4 separate regions of the Homo sapiens genome follow, and regions 2, 3 and 4 are each linked to region 1. A link is a contact called in ENCODE Hi-C or POLR2A ChIA-PET data. All regions are on one chromosome and are shown on one strand. The core of a region is the stretch at or near the end of the contact, and the rest is flanking DNA. Distances in the headings are between cores, read along the strand shown. Region 1 holds the start of ADGRF3 (adhesion G protein-coupled receptor F3). Region 2 overlaps DNMT3A (DNA methyltransferase 3 alpha). Region 3 holds the start of SNX17 (sorting nexin 17). Region 4 holds the start of EFR3B (EFR3 homolog B).

Region 1 (2,700 bases), core at 45-2,544:
TTGTCTCCAATGTCCTTTCACCTGTCTTTCAAGTCCCTCTGCTGACCGCACAAAGACTCCCGTGGCCCCGGCAGCAGCTCGGCCTTCTCTACATCTAACCACGTTTACTAAATTTCTACGGCACGCAGCGCACCGCACCAGGAGCTGGGAGCGGCTCGCGGTACAGACCTCCTTCCTCTTTTACTTCGCTGCAGCGGGAGAACTAAGTCCTCTTACCTGAGGCACTGCTGAACTGGTTCGCAAGCAGTCACTCTACCCCCAAGACTAAAACGGTATACCCCAGATCACCACGCAAGTGCGGATACCACAGAAATCCCACCTTCCCCCGGGACCGGGAGCAAAGCCCGCTGGGAAATTGACCTTTCACCCCCTCTCTTGCCTTACCTCAGCTCACCAATTTTGACGCTAGCAAATGAAGCGACGAAGAGAGCTGGAAGGCGGGACTTAGTGTTGCCTGATCCACGCCGATTGGACAACAGCAGTGTCGGGGGACGGGCCGCTCGAGCGGGCTAGCAACCCCCCCTCGATGGGCGGGGAGAAGCGTGGGCTGCGCTTGCGCACTGAGAGGCGGCCGAAGGGGCCGAGGCGGCTACGCGTGCGCGGTGGGCGGAGCGCGGCTCTCCTACCTTCTCGGGCAGCCCAGTCTTTGCCATCCTTGCCCAGCCGGTGTGGTGCTTGTGTGTCACAGCCTTGTAGCCGGGAGTCGCTGCCGAGTGGGCGCTCAGTTTTCGGGTCGTCATGGCTGGCTACGAATACGTGAGCCCGGAGCAGCTGGCTGGCTTTGATAAGTACAAGGTACCGCGGGCCGGCGGATGCCCCTCTCCCTGCTCCCGGCCTCGCCCAGGCGGCTGAGGGGCCCGCGCGGCGCGGTCCGTGTCACCTTGTGCCGCGTGGCTCCGGGCGGGCTGGCGGGCGTTCCTCCGGAGGTCCTGCGGGTCCTGGGGATTGGGGGTCGGGGAGCGTGGGAGCATCCTAAGCCCGCCGCCCGTAGTCGGCACCCCCCGGGAGATTTCCTTTTCCTTAGGAGAGCGCTCAGTGATCATGGAGCGAGGGAATTCCCTTCCTATTTTTTTTAAACTTATTATTTTCGTAAGCCCCCGAAAGGATGGAGTTCCTTCTGTTGTGTCAATCGCCTTCATTTTAGTGAAGTTTCCACTCGCCTGTCATGCATACAACTTCGGAGGAGGAGATGATCGTTTGGCAGATGAGGCCCGGGAGGGGAGCGACTTGCCGATGCCATCCTGCTGATGTCTCCACTTCTGCTCCCGGCAGGGACTTCCTAAGCGGCAGCTTGTGGCGCTAGGGCCACCAGATGAAAGGGAGGTGCACAGGAAGGAGCTGTGGAGTGGAAAGAGCGCGGGCTTTCGAGCACATACAAACCTGATTACAAAAGTCAGATTTCTTTATTTCGTCTTGGGCACGTCATTTTAACCCCGCTCAGCCTCTCTTTTGTGTATGAAACTGAAAGTAATAGCTTCTGCTGTGCAAAATGATTAGAGGAATTTGTGAAGCGCTTGGCAACATACTAGGACCCCAGTAAATAAATGCGGGTGGTTAACTTTCCTCCAAATCTGGTTCCCATCCGCAGTTCCTTTACCAATGAATGACTCTAACCATCCAGTCGACCAAGCCTGAAATATGGGCTTTAACCCTTCATCCTTGTTGTTACCCGTTCATCTTCACATCTTAGCTTAAATATTGCTTCCTCAAAGAAGCCCTCCCTACGTGCCCCTTTCCCCCTTAAATGTGCGCTCTGTTCGTTTATGGAATTGCTGCTTTAGCGTGTCTCGCCATTAGAATATAATGCCCAACTCATTAGAGTTTTCTTGTGGACCATCATGGCTTAAGCACAGTGCTATGTGCATACTAGGCACCCAGTAAGCATTTGTGGAATGAATGAATAACTGAAAAAGTCATAATGGATTTTGTTTAACTCGAGTTAAAAAAAAAAAAAGCAAGGGTCCTTAGAAGGTCACATAGCATGTTTCTCTGCTTTCAAGCCGTATTGTGCCATACCATTCTGAACCGAGGTGATGACTTGTCTTAACATTTTAAGTGGAAAGAGGGTCCAGAGCCTTCTTGGTAACTCGGGCCAGTGCTTTTCAACTTTCATTTTAGAAGGCTGTTAACCCAGATACCTCCTGTTTTGCCTTAAGCTCTACTCCCCTTTTGTTGTCTGTTCTGCAGGGTAAATATTGACATATAAAACATTTTCTTCCTTACTAGGGTCTGACTTTCTAAGTGCCAATAAAATAGCTATTTCAATGGGAGCAGTGTTTATAATAGGAAATCTCCTTTTTCTTATAAAGAATCTTCCCTAGATTTATATTTTCAACTAAATAAGTGTCTTAATTTACTAGAAGTTTCGTGTAATTTTCTGTTCTGATCTTTCCCCCTTTTTTATTATATAAGTTCCTGTATCTGACAGCAGATGACTTCCTATCATCCTGGAAAACAAAGGTCGATTTAGCAAGCGTCCAATGTTCACTAAAATAGTTTGTTGATATCATTTTAGTTATAATGAGGCTTCCTTGGGGAAAAAAAAGCACACATTTATAACCTAAATATTCTTCTATTGCAATTACTCAATACTGCATTTATATTAAAATTATGAATCCAGTGGTATCCAAAGGAAAAATCCATGGGATCAGTTTTGCTTGAACACAAATCTCACAGATCTTTTTTTCTTATCGTTGCGTT
Region 2 (2,700 bases), core at 201-2,700, 1.1 Mb before region 1:
GCACAATCTCGGCTCACTGCAACCTCTGCCTCCTGGGTTCCAGTGATTCTCCTGCCTCAGCCTCCCAAGTAGCTGGGATTACAGGTGCCCGCCACTATGCCCAGCTAATTTTTGTATTTGTAGTACAGATGGGGTTTCAACATGTTGGCCAGGCTGGTCTCAAACTCCTGACCTAAGGTGATCCACCCGCCTCGGCCTCCCGAAGTGCTGGGGTTACAGGTGTGAGCCACTGCGTCCAGCCCAAAAAAGTCTTTTTAAATTTTAGTAGAGACCTAAAATTGAGAAAATGTATCTATGATCTAATTTTTCCTGGGAGTTGAGGAAAGAACCCTTTTTTTCACTGTAACTGAGGGCAGGCCTCCATACTGCTTCTTCAAGGGAGCAGAGTTTGAGAATCATGGAATTTCTGAAAGTTCTTCCGGTTCCTAAAAGTCATAGTCTAAGCTTCTTGCCCCAGGGCTAAATGAGAACAGAAACACTTCGCTCACAGAACCAGGAGCTAAAAAGCAAAGCCCCTGTTTCTGGGTTGCGGGGAACCCAGGAGTGCAGCGACTGACTTGGAGAGAAGAGCCCCATTCCTGAATTTCCACCCCAAACACAACATTCCACGCACAGGGGTAAGTGCCTCTCCTCCCAGACCTCAGACAGGCTGCCCTTTCTCCGGGCTCTTCCGGGAAAGTAATTTCTGCCTTCCTGGATCCCAGAGGAAAAGAAAACAATCAAGCAGCCAGAACCCCCACCCTGTTCTGCACTTTCTCTTTTTTTTTTTTTTTTGAGACGGAATTTTGCTCTGTTGCCCAGGCTGGAGTGCAGTGGCTCAATCTCGCCTCACCGCAACCTCCACCTGTCGGGTTCAAGCAATTCTCCTGCCTCAGCCTCTTGAGTAGCTGGGACTATAGGCACGCACCACCACACCTGGCTAATTGTTTGTATTTTTTTTTTTTTTGAGACAGAGTTTTGCTCTTGTTGTCCAGGCTGGAGTGTAGTGGTGTGATCTCAGCTCACTGCAACCTCCGCCTCCCGGGTTCAAGTGATTCTCCTGCCTCAGTCTCCTGAGTAGCTGGGATTACAGGCGCCTGCCACCATGCCCGGCTAATTTTTTGTCTTTTTAGTAGAAACAGGGTTTTGCCATGTTGGGCAGACTGGTCTCGAACTCCTGACCTTAGGTGATCCGCCCGCCTCAGCCTCCCAAAGTGCTGGGATTACAGGCATGAGCCACCACGCCTGGCTAATTTTTTGTATTTTTGGTAGAGACAGGGGTTCACCAAGCTAGCCAGGCTGGTCTCGAACTCCTGACCTCCTTTCAGCTTCCCAAAGTGCTGAGATTACAGGTGTAAGCCACCGCGCCTGGCCTCTGTTCTGCACTTTCTCTAGAGAAAGCTCTCACACAAAGGCGAACAGACAAACAGGGCCGCCTTCCCCTGGAGGCCTGGGGTAAAGACGAAATGAGAGCTGAGTTCACGTGAAGTGCCCCACGTGGTGGCAGTTTCCTCTCTTTTCCTGTGCAGCTAGGTCACCACCCACTTCTCTTTGTACCCAGTTCTCTACTAATCAAACATACAAGACAGCTCAAAAATTGTGCGTGGCGAGTTGATTTCCCTCCTCAGTCTTTCAGCCTCCATTTTCTCACCTCTCTGCATGGCTGAAGCCCTCCACGGGCTGTTCCCACCTCCCCGACCCCCACAGAAGCTTCTCTATAAAGTCACCAGCTCCTTTCCAGGTTGTCCAACGCCATGGGCATGTCTCAGTGAATTCAGCTTTCCCTAGGGCTGGGCAGCCACCCTCTGGGAAAACCCCGTGCTTCCCCAGACACCGCTCTGTACTGCTTTCTCCCTCAGTCCCTACTGCCTGCCACTCCTCCTCTCCATGTGGCCCAGAAATGTCGGGGTTTTCATGGACATGTTCTGAGACTTCGTCTCTCCTCCTTCTCCCCTTGCTGAGCCCTTAAGTTCCCATGGATTTAAATGCCAGGGTTCTGCTCTCAAATCCCACCTCTGTCGCCCGTACTTCCCTACAGCCCAGACTCCAGGCACCTGGCATCTCACACGGAGCCCTCAATTCCCACCTGTCCCAAACTCATCCTCCCCTGGGTCTTCCCATCTGAGCAAATGGCACAACCATCACCAGGTGTTCAGGCCAGACCCCTGTGAGTCCTCCTTGAGTCCACCAGTTCCCCTCCCTGCCGGTCCATCAGCAAGCCCTAGCTATTCTAGCTCCAAAATACACCCCAAAGCTCTTCTCTGTCTCCACTGCTGCCTCTCAAATCCACATCACATCCTTCCTGTGCACAGAAACCTTCTATGGCTGCCCAGTATTGTCAGAAGTAAGCCAGCTTTTGGGCAGACTCTGCAGGTCTCCAACTGATGTGTGGAGCCCCGCCTGCCTCTCTGGCTGCATCTGGCCCTTTCTCCTTTGCCATTTCACCCTGGCATACAGTTTGCCAAACAAGTCAAGGCCTTGCTGGTGCTGTTTCCTCTGCCTAGAACACTCTCCCTGACCCCACTCCTCACAGAGCCAGCTCTTCGGTTCCTTCAGACCTTAACTGAAATGCCACCTCCTCCAAGAAGCCTGTCTTGACCACCCCAACTAAAGCAGGCCTCTGCTATCTTCTATTTCAGCCCCTTGTTTCTTTATGTTCTGCCTGTCTCCCCCATCAGAATGTCAACTCCATGAGAGCAGGAACCGTATACGCCCAGGGTC
Region 3 (2,700 bases), core at 1-2,500, 1.0 Mb after region 1:
CTCTACCAGCTCCACACCCCAGCCCTTTAAAAGAGACCCCTCACTCACCTTGACATTGGGCTGCAGATACAGCAGAGCCAGTCTCTGGTTCTGCCCCCTTTTCTTCCTTCCGTTTCTTCTTCTGCTGTTTCTTTTCCTTCCGAAGCTGCAGCTTTTCTTCTTTGGTCATTTCCCTCCCCACTGCCTGAGACACAGACATAGGATACTGCTCTTCCCCAACAATTCCAAAGGGGAACAAATACTATTGGATGCTTACAAGATTTCCACATGGTTAAATCCCTAGTTCTTCCTAACTTCCACAAGCTACCTGTTGCAAGCTTACATCCACAGAGGCTGACGTTTCTCCTCCAGGGACAGAATCATATATCCCTAGGGTTGCAAGACCTCTGTAAAATCTCCTGGCTTTACTGAGAAATAAACCGACACGGGATGGGAGCTGGGGCGGAATAAAGCTGGCACAGCCTCCTGCGTAGCGCTTGGCAGGCGGCTTGGGAGGGAAGCCTCACTTACCCCAGGCCCAGGGGGAAGCTCCGCCTTCATCCCGGATCCCGAGTCTGCATCAGAAAACAGGGCACAAAGTGAGCCAGAGAGACTCCGGGAGGGTTTGGGGGCACGAGTACTCGGCGCAGCCGGCTGCTGGGTTGGCATGACCACGGATCCGCCGGCAGGCGCGAGGCGAGCCAGGGATCCGCGTGGGGACGCACTGCGCGGCGGATCAAAGGAATGGAGGGGTCACCGACCCTCCTCACAGCAACCAGCCGGTGCGCGGCGCGGGACTGCGCTCGAGACTGTGTAGACCGGAGCCCAGCGTGGCGCTGGAACGGAGCGGCGGGGCCCAAAGGCGCTCAAGGCCCGGCACTAGCTGTCCGGAGCTCGTCGGCTCCGCGTACCAGTAGGCAGGCCCGGCTCTTCACTCACCCTCGCGAACAGCCACGGCCACAGCAGCCATCGCCCTCAGTCCTAGGCTCCGCCCGCCGTGGTCACGGAGCCGCCCCGCTGCCTCGCTCCGCGGCTGCAGGGTCCACAGCGCCACCTGGGCTGGAGGCTGAGCCGCAGAAGCGAAGCGCGCAGCCCCAATCGGACTACAATTTCCGACGGGCCCCGAGGCCCCGCCCCGCACTACGGGTTGCAATGAGGGCCAACTCCACTTTGGGCTCCCTATCCGGACAGGTGGCTCTTGCCCTTTAGACTACAGTTCCCAGCATGCCCAGGCGATTGCGTCCCAGAACCGACGTCCCACCGCCTTCCCACATCGGATCGCAGGGCTCCCAAAATGGCGAGTGAGGCTGCGGGGACTCGCTGAGCAGCGGAGGGGGAGCGTGCAGAGCCGCTGCGGCCCTCACAGTCCGGAGCCCGGCCGTGCCGTGCCGTAGGGAACATGCACTTTTCCATTCCCGAAACCGAGTCCCGCAGCGGGGACAGCGGCGGCTCCGCCTACGTGGTGAGGAGCGGCCGGAGCCGAGCCGGGCCGGGCAGGGGCGGGGATAACGGGCCCGAGCCATCTCGGAGCGGCCTCTGAGGCCTGACCGCCACCCTTCGGGCCTGGTCCTGGGCCGCCGACTCCCGACGGCCTCTCTGGGAGCTTATCTCATGTGTGTGATTCGTGCAGTGGTCGCCCGAGCTCCTGTAGGCCCTTAGGCCGGGTCGCTTCCCCGAGCTAGGCCGCAGCTGCCCTGGTGGGCGTCACTGGCCTCTTGGGCAGTGAGACTGCAACACAAGCGTCCGAATTTCCCCCGGACTGGCTCTTCAGCTTTGGGACTTGGCCCTGGCGAAAACAAGCGAACTATCCCTCGGGAGATTAGCGCGTTACTCCGGCGAGTTGCCAGGCAACTTCCGGCCAGGGTTCTCAGGGGGGTTGCGCAGACCGCAACCCTAAAATGCTTGACTACTTTTGTGTCCTCAGGCCTATAACATTCACGTGAATGGAGTCCTGCACTGTCGGGTGCGCTACAGCCAGCTCCTGGGGCTGCACGAGCAGGTGGGACTAGCACCCCTGCCTTGAGACAGCTTCAAGCCCTTCCCTACACGTGGACATCAGTGTCTCCCTTTACCCGCTCTTCTTGTTCCCGTAGGCTGTAGTTCCCCTTTAATCACTGCCACAGGGTAGGGCCCTGGTTTATCTTGTCTGACATTTCCGGGAACTCCCTAAGAAGCTTAATGTCCGCGCAACAACTGCTCCTTCCTGTTCTTATATTCTGGTTTTCTGTCCAGTCTTACTGCTCTAGTAGCCTTTACCCCTGCATGGACAAACCAACCCCTCCCCCCACTACCTCCACCCAGGCTGTCAAAGCACATTCCTTCTGTCATCTGAGCGGCAACTTGAAATTCTTTTCCCTGCTTATACAAACGATTCACCGATTTCCTTTTGTGTTCTTCGGCTCATTTCAGTGTGTTTAGCTGTGCCAATTATCGTTATGTATCTGTGATGCAATGTTTCTCCTCCTTCCTTACCAGATCTTAAACTCTATTTAACTCAGTAGAGCTCCACTGATAATTAGTTGTGCAACCCTGAACAAGTTACCTGATATCTTTTTTTGGGACGGAGTTTCTCTCTTGTTGCCCAGGCTGGAGTGCAGTGGCACGATCTCGGCTCACTGCAACCTCTGCCTCCTGGGTTCAAGCGATTCTCCTTCCTCAGCCTCCTGAGTAGCTGGGATTACAGGCGGCTGCCTCCACACCCAGCTAATTTTTGTATTTTTA
Region 4 (2,700 bases), core at 85-2,584, 1.3 Mb before region 1:
CCTACAGACACACAGCCCAGCCTAACAACATAAATTAACCTCTCAACGTTAAATGAAGTAAAATGAAGTTCAGTTCTTAAGTATCTTTAAGTTCCTTTCCTCTCTAACTTCTACTAGTAGAATATTTCTACCAGTAGAAAAAAACAAAAGAAAACCCAAACAACTCTCAACCATGGGCCAAGAGAAACTAAGAAATCGATATTGAAAGGCCAGGAGGGGCAGGAGAAGTGGCTCAGGCCTGTAATCTCAGCACTTTGGGAGGCCGAGGCGGGCGGATCACTTGAGGTCAGGAGTTCCAGACCAGCCTGGCCAACATGGTGAAATCCCTTCTCTACCAAAAAATACAAAAATTAGCCGGGCGTGGTGGCACGCACCTGTAGTCCCAGCTACTCTGGAGGCTGAGGTGGAAGAATCGCTTGAACCCAGGAGGCGGAGTTTGCAGGGAGCCGAGATAGTGCCACTGTACTCCACCCTGGGCGAGAGTGAGACTCCATGTCAAAAAAAAAAAAAAAAAAAAAAAAAAAAAAAAAAAAGACGGGAACGTGTGCAATGTAAAGAAGGCTGGATGAGAAGCCCAGGGAAGTCCTGAGCTAGCTTAGGAGAGATCTTCAGGTGTGGGCGTAGGCATGAGCCGCTGCCTCTCTGTGCCTGTTCCTCATAGGGTCACGGCAGGTGCAGAGCTGGAATTCAAGTCGGCGCTGGGGCTCAGCTGGAGAGGATCCTGGCGGCAAAGCTTGCGAATTACACATATAAATCAGGGAGAGGAAAAGCAAGCGGACTTCCTGCAGCCCTTGGGGGTTGGGAGTGGGGTGCGTTTCCTGCGTCCCTGACCCGGGAAGGACGCTGTTTGGTGGTAGCAAGCACCTAGCCAGAGAGTGGCTGGGCACCTAGCCAGAGAGTAGCTGGTAGGGCGCAGCTGAGGGCTGGAGGGCTTCATCAGAGAACGGCGCTCAGCTAAGGTACCTAGCCAGGAGAGGGTGGAAGTCATTCCCCAATTCCCATCCTTGCGCCCCCCGGCTTAGCCCACGCAGCCTGGACAGAACTGGAGGAGGGGTGCACCTGCAGCTCTCAGCGCCCCGGCTGACCTCGAGGACCCCAGGTTAGGGAGAGCTTCCGAGCGCTCCGACAGGAGCAGGGAGTTGGGGTGGGTAGCTCCGCAGGTGCACGCTGCGGCCCTTAGGGCGACAGCCTCGGAAAAGGCGCATCTCCGGCTGTGGGTTTCTCGGGGGCGGGGCGCAGGGGCGGGGCGGGGCGAGGGGCTCGCAGAGGCCTCGGGTTGGCCGAGCCGGGAGGGAGGAGCATTAGTATTAGCATAGCCCCCGCCCCCTGCGCGCAGCAGTGCCCAGCAACCCGAGCGGAGGCGGCCGCTGCAGCCCGGCGCTGAATGGGCTGGCGGCGCCCGGCTCCGTCCTGCCCGCGGCCGGCCCCCGCGTCTGCTCCCTCCCCGCCCGGGCCCCTGTCGGCCGCCGCCAGTCCCCGCCCCGACTGTGAATGAAAGGCGGGCGCCGCCGAGGGCTGGCTGGGAACGCCGCAGCGACGCCGGCCTCTCGAGAGGCGCGCGCCCCGCCGAGATGTACGGTAAGGAGGGCTCCGCGCCCGGGCCCGGGCCCGCGGGGGCGACTCCGCAAACTTCCCCGGCGCGGACCATTGTCCCCCTGCACGGCCCTGGCGCGGGGCCAGGCCGCTGACCTGGTGCCCGGCGGGGCTGTTGCGGTCGCTCTGTGCGCGCGCGTCTGCGCTGCGAGGACAAAGATGCCTCGGGCCGGGGACCCTGGGGTCCTCTCCAGGCCCGGCGCGTGCCGGTGCTGGGCGGTGGTCCTTCGGGGGGCGGAGGCTCAGGGGAAAGCGGGTCTCCCGGAGCCGAGCAGACCGGGAGTGCTGGAGGAGGTGGTCGTGTGGCAGCATTTGCGGAATTAACAAAAGCGGTTTGTGCCTGGGAGTTTTCTGTGGGAAGCCGGTCCAGGGCTGAGGGAGACGCCCGCGGCCGGTCGTCTGCGCGGCTCGGAGAAGGCGGGAGGCGGCGCCGGCGGCGCAGAGGCCCGGGGAGCAGCCAGTGGCCGAGTCTCGTCTCGCCCGCCTGAATGGACTCGGCCTCTGCCTGCCCCTGCCGCCCCGCGGGATCCAGGTTCACCAACTTCCAGATTTTCCCTCCGCAGTGATGAAGGGAGGAGACGCTGCTGAGAGGGTGCAGCACAGCCCTGACCTCTCCCCGCCTCCACCGCCATCCCCTCAACTGCCGTGCAACAGTTAGCCAGACCCTCACGATGCACGGCTCTGCTTGATCATTTGCTAGGACTCCCTCTGGTTTTGCAGGCAGTGTGGGTGAAGAAGAGAGAGCGCGTTGGGTCCCACATTGCAGCTCTGATGAATGGAGCACTGGAGACCTAGACCAGTCTAGGAATGGACTGCATTCCTGAGCCTGCAGCCCACCAAGGGCTGTGCGTGTGTGTGTGATCCCGGTAGACATAAGTCCATGAAAACCCAGGTCTCTGGCAGCTCTTCTAGTGCCAGCAAAATAATTGGAGCTGTGCTCACCTCCCACCCCCACTGCAAGGTAGGGGCTCAGGCTGCACTTGAGGGGTCAGTGTTTGGAGAAGAGTGCGTTCCCAATTTAACCCATCACTGAGGCTGCTCGGCTGCTCAGCTGCCTCGCTCCGCGAACAGACTGTGAGTCACAAAGTTTGTTAGAGGCAGAGGAAG

The links. Hi-C counts contacts between places; a loop is a spot of excess contacts on that map. ChIA-PET counts read pairs that join two places held with the same protein, here RNA polymerase II (POLR2A). Pooled maps may share reads with other maps.
Region 2: a pooled map shows a loop between it and region 1 (3-fold over the local background). The contact joins the enhancer-like site here to the promoter of ADGRF3 in region 1. A Hi-C loop is called at or near these places in 1 of 168 maps with a recorded cell type or tissue (CD4-positive, alpha-beta memory T cell) and 5 of 50 pooled maps. POLR2A ChIA-PET finds 5 or more read pairs at or near these places in 1 of 52 experiments (activated CD4-positive, alpha-beta T cell).
Region 3: a loop to region 1 is called in a map with no recorded cell type, with 11 times the contacts of the local background. The contact joins the promoter of SNX17 here to the promoter of ADGRF3 in region 1. A Hi-C loop is called at or near these places in 1 of 37 single-sample maps with no recorded cell type and 8 of 50 pooled maps. POLR2A ChIA-PET finds 5 or more read pairs at or near these places in 2 of 52 experiments (A673 and T-cell).
Region 4: a loop to region 1 is called in a map of ascending aorta, with 5 times the contacts of the local background. The contact joins the promoter of EFR3B here to the promoter of ADGRF3 in region 1. A Hi-C loop is called at or near these places in 1 of 168 maps with a recorded cell type or tissue (ascending aorta), 1 of 37 single-sample maps with no recorded cell type and 7 of 50 pooled maps. POLR2A ChIA-PET finds 5 or more read pairs at or near these places in 1 of 52 experiments (Caco-2).

The regions. Positions count from the first base shown.
Region 1 is chr2:26,345,495-26,348,194 of GRCh38, forward strand. It overlaps ADGRF3 (adhesion G protein-coupled receptor F3), which reads right to left and starts at 1,295. Exons shown (of 14, transcript NM_001321971.2): 1 at 627-1,295. The coding sequence starts at 740. SELENOI (selenoprotein I) reads left to right here and starts at 649. Exons shown (of 10, transcript NM_033505.4): 1 at 649-795. The coding sequence starts at 739. RefSeq lists enhancers at 114-253, 574-1,341, 1,454-1,553 and silencers at 464-693, 744-803, 864-913.
Region 2 is chr2:25,272,046-25,274,745 of GRCh38, forward strand. The region is part of intron 6 of DNMT3A (DNA methyltransferase 3 alpha); the gene reads right to left. Among named protein-coding and RNA genes, the nearest start is that of MIR1301, 55 kb to the right of the region's middle. RefSeq lists an enhancer at 1,005-1,505. Within about 2 kb of position 1,451, at least 19 of the 41 ENCODE cell types and tissues checked have a DNase peak (open chromatin) inside an H3K27ac peak, as active enhancers do.
Region 3 is chr2:27,369,366-27,372,065 of GRCh38, forward strand. SNX17 (sorting nexin 17) reads left to right here and starts at 1,251. Exons shown (of 15, transcript NM_014748.4): 1 at 1,251-1,441; 2 at 1,904-1,978. The coding sequence starts at 1,379. It overlaps EIF2B4 (eukaryotic translation initiation factor 2B subunit delta), which reads right to left and starts at 973. Exons shown (of 13, transcript NM_001034116.2): 1 at 919-973; 2 at 511-554; 3 at 49-184. The coding sequence starts at 949. RefSeq lists enhancers at 219-1,180, 654-933, 1,154-1,243, 1,181-2,142, 1,264-1,323 and 1 more.
Region 4 is chr2:25,040,742-25,043,441 of GRCh38, forward strand. It overlaps EFR3B (EFR3 homolog B), which reads left to right and starts at 1,335. Exons shown (of 23, transcript NM_014971.2): 1 at 1,335-1,578. The coding sequence starts at 1,572. RefSeq lists enhancers at 343-1,292, 1,293-2,241 and silencers at 1,199-1,818, 1,949-2,028, 2,139-2,268, 2,599-2,700.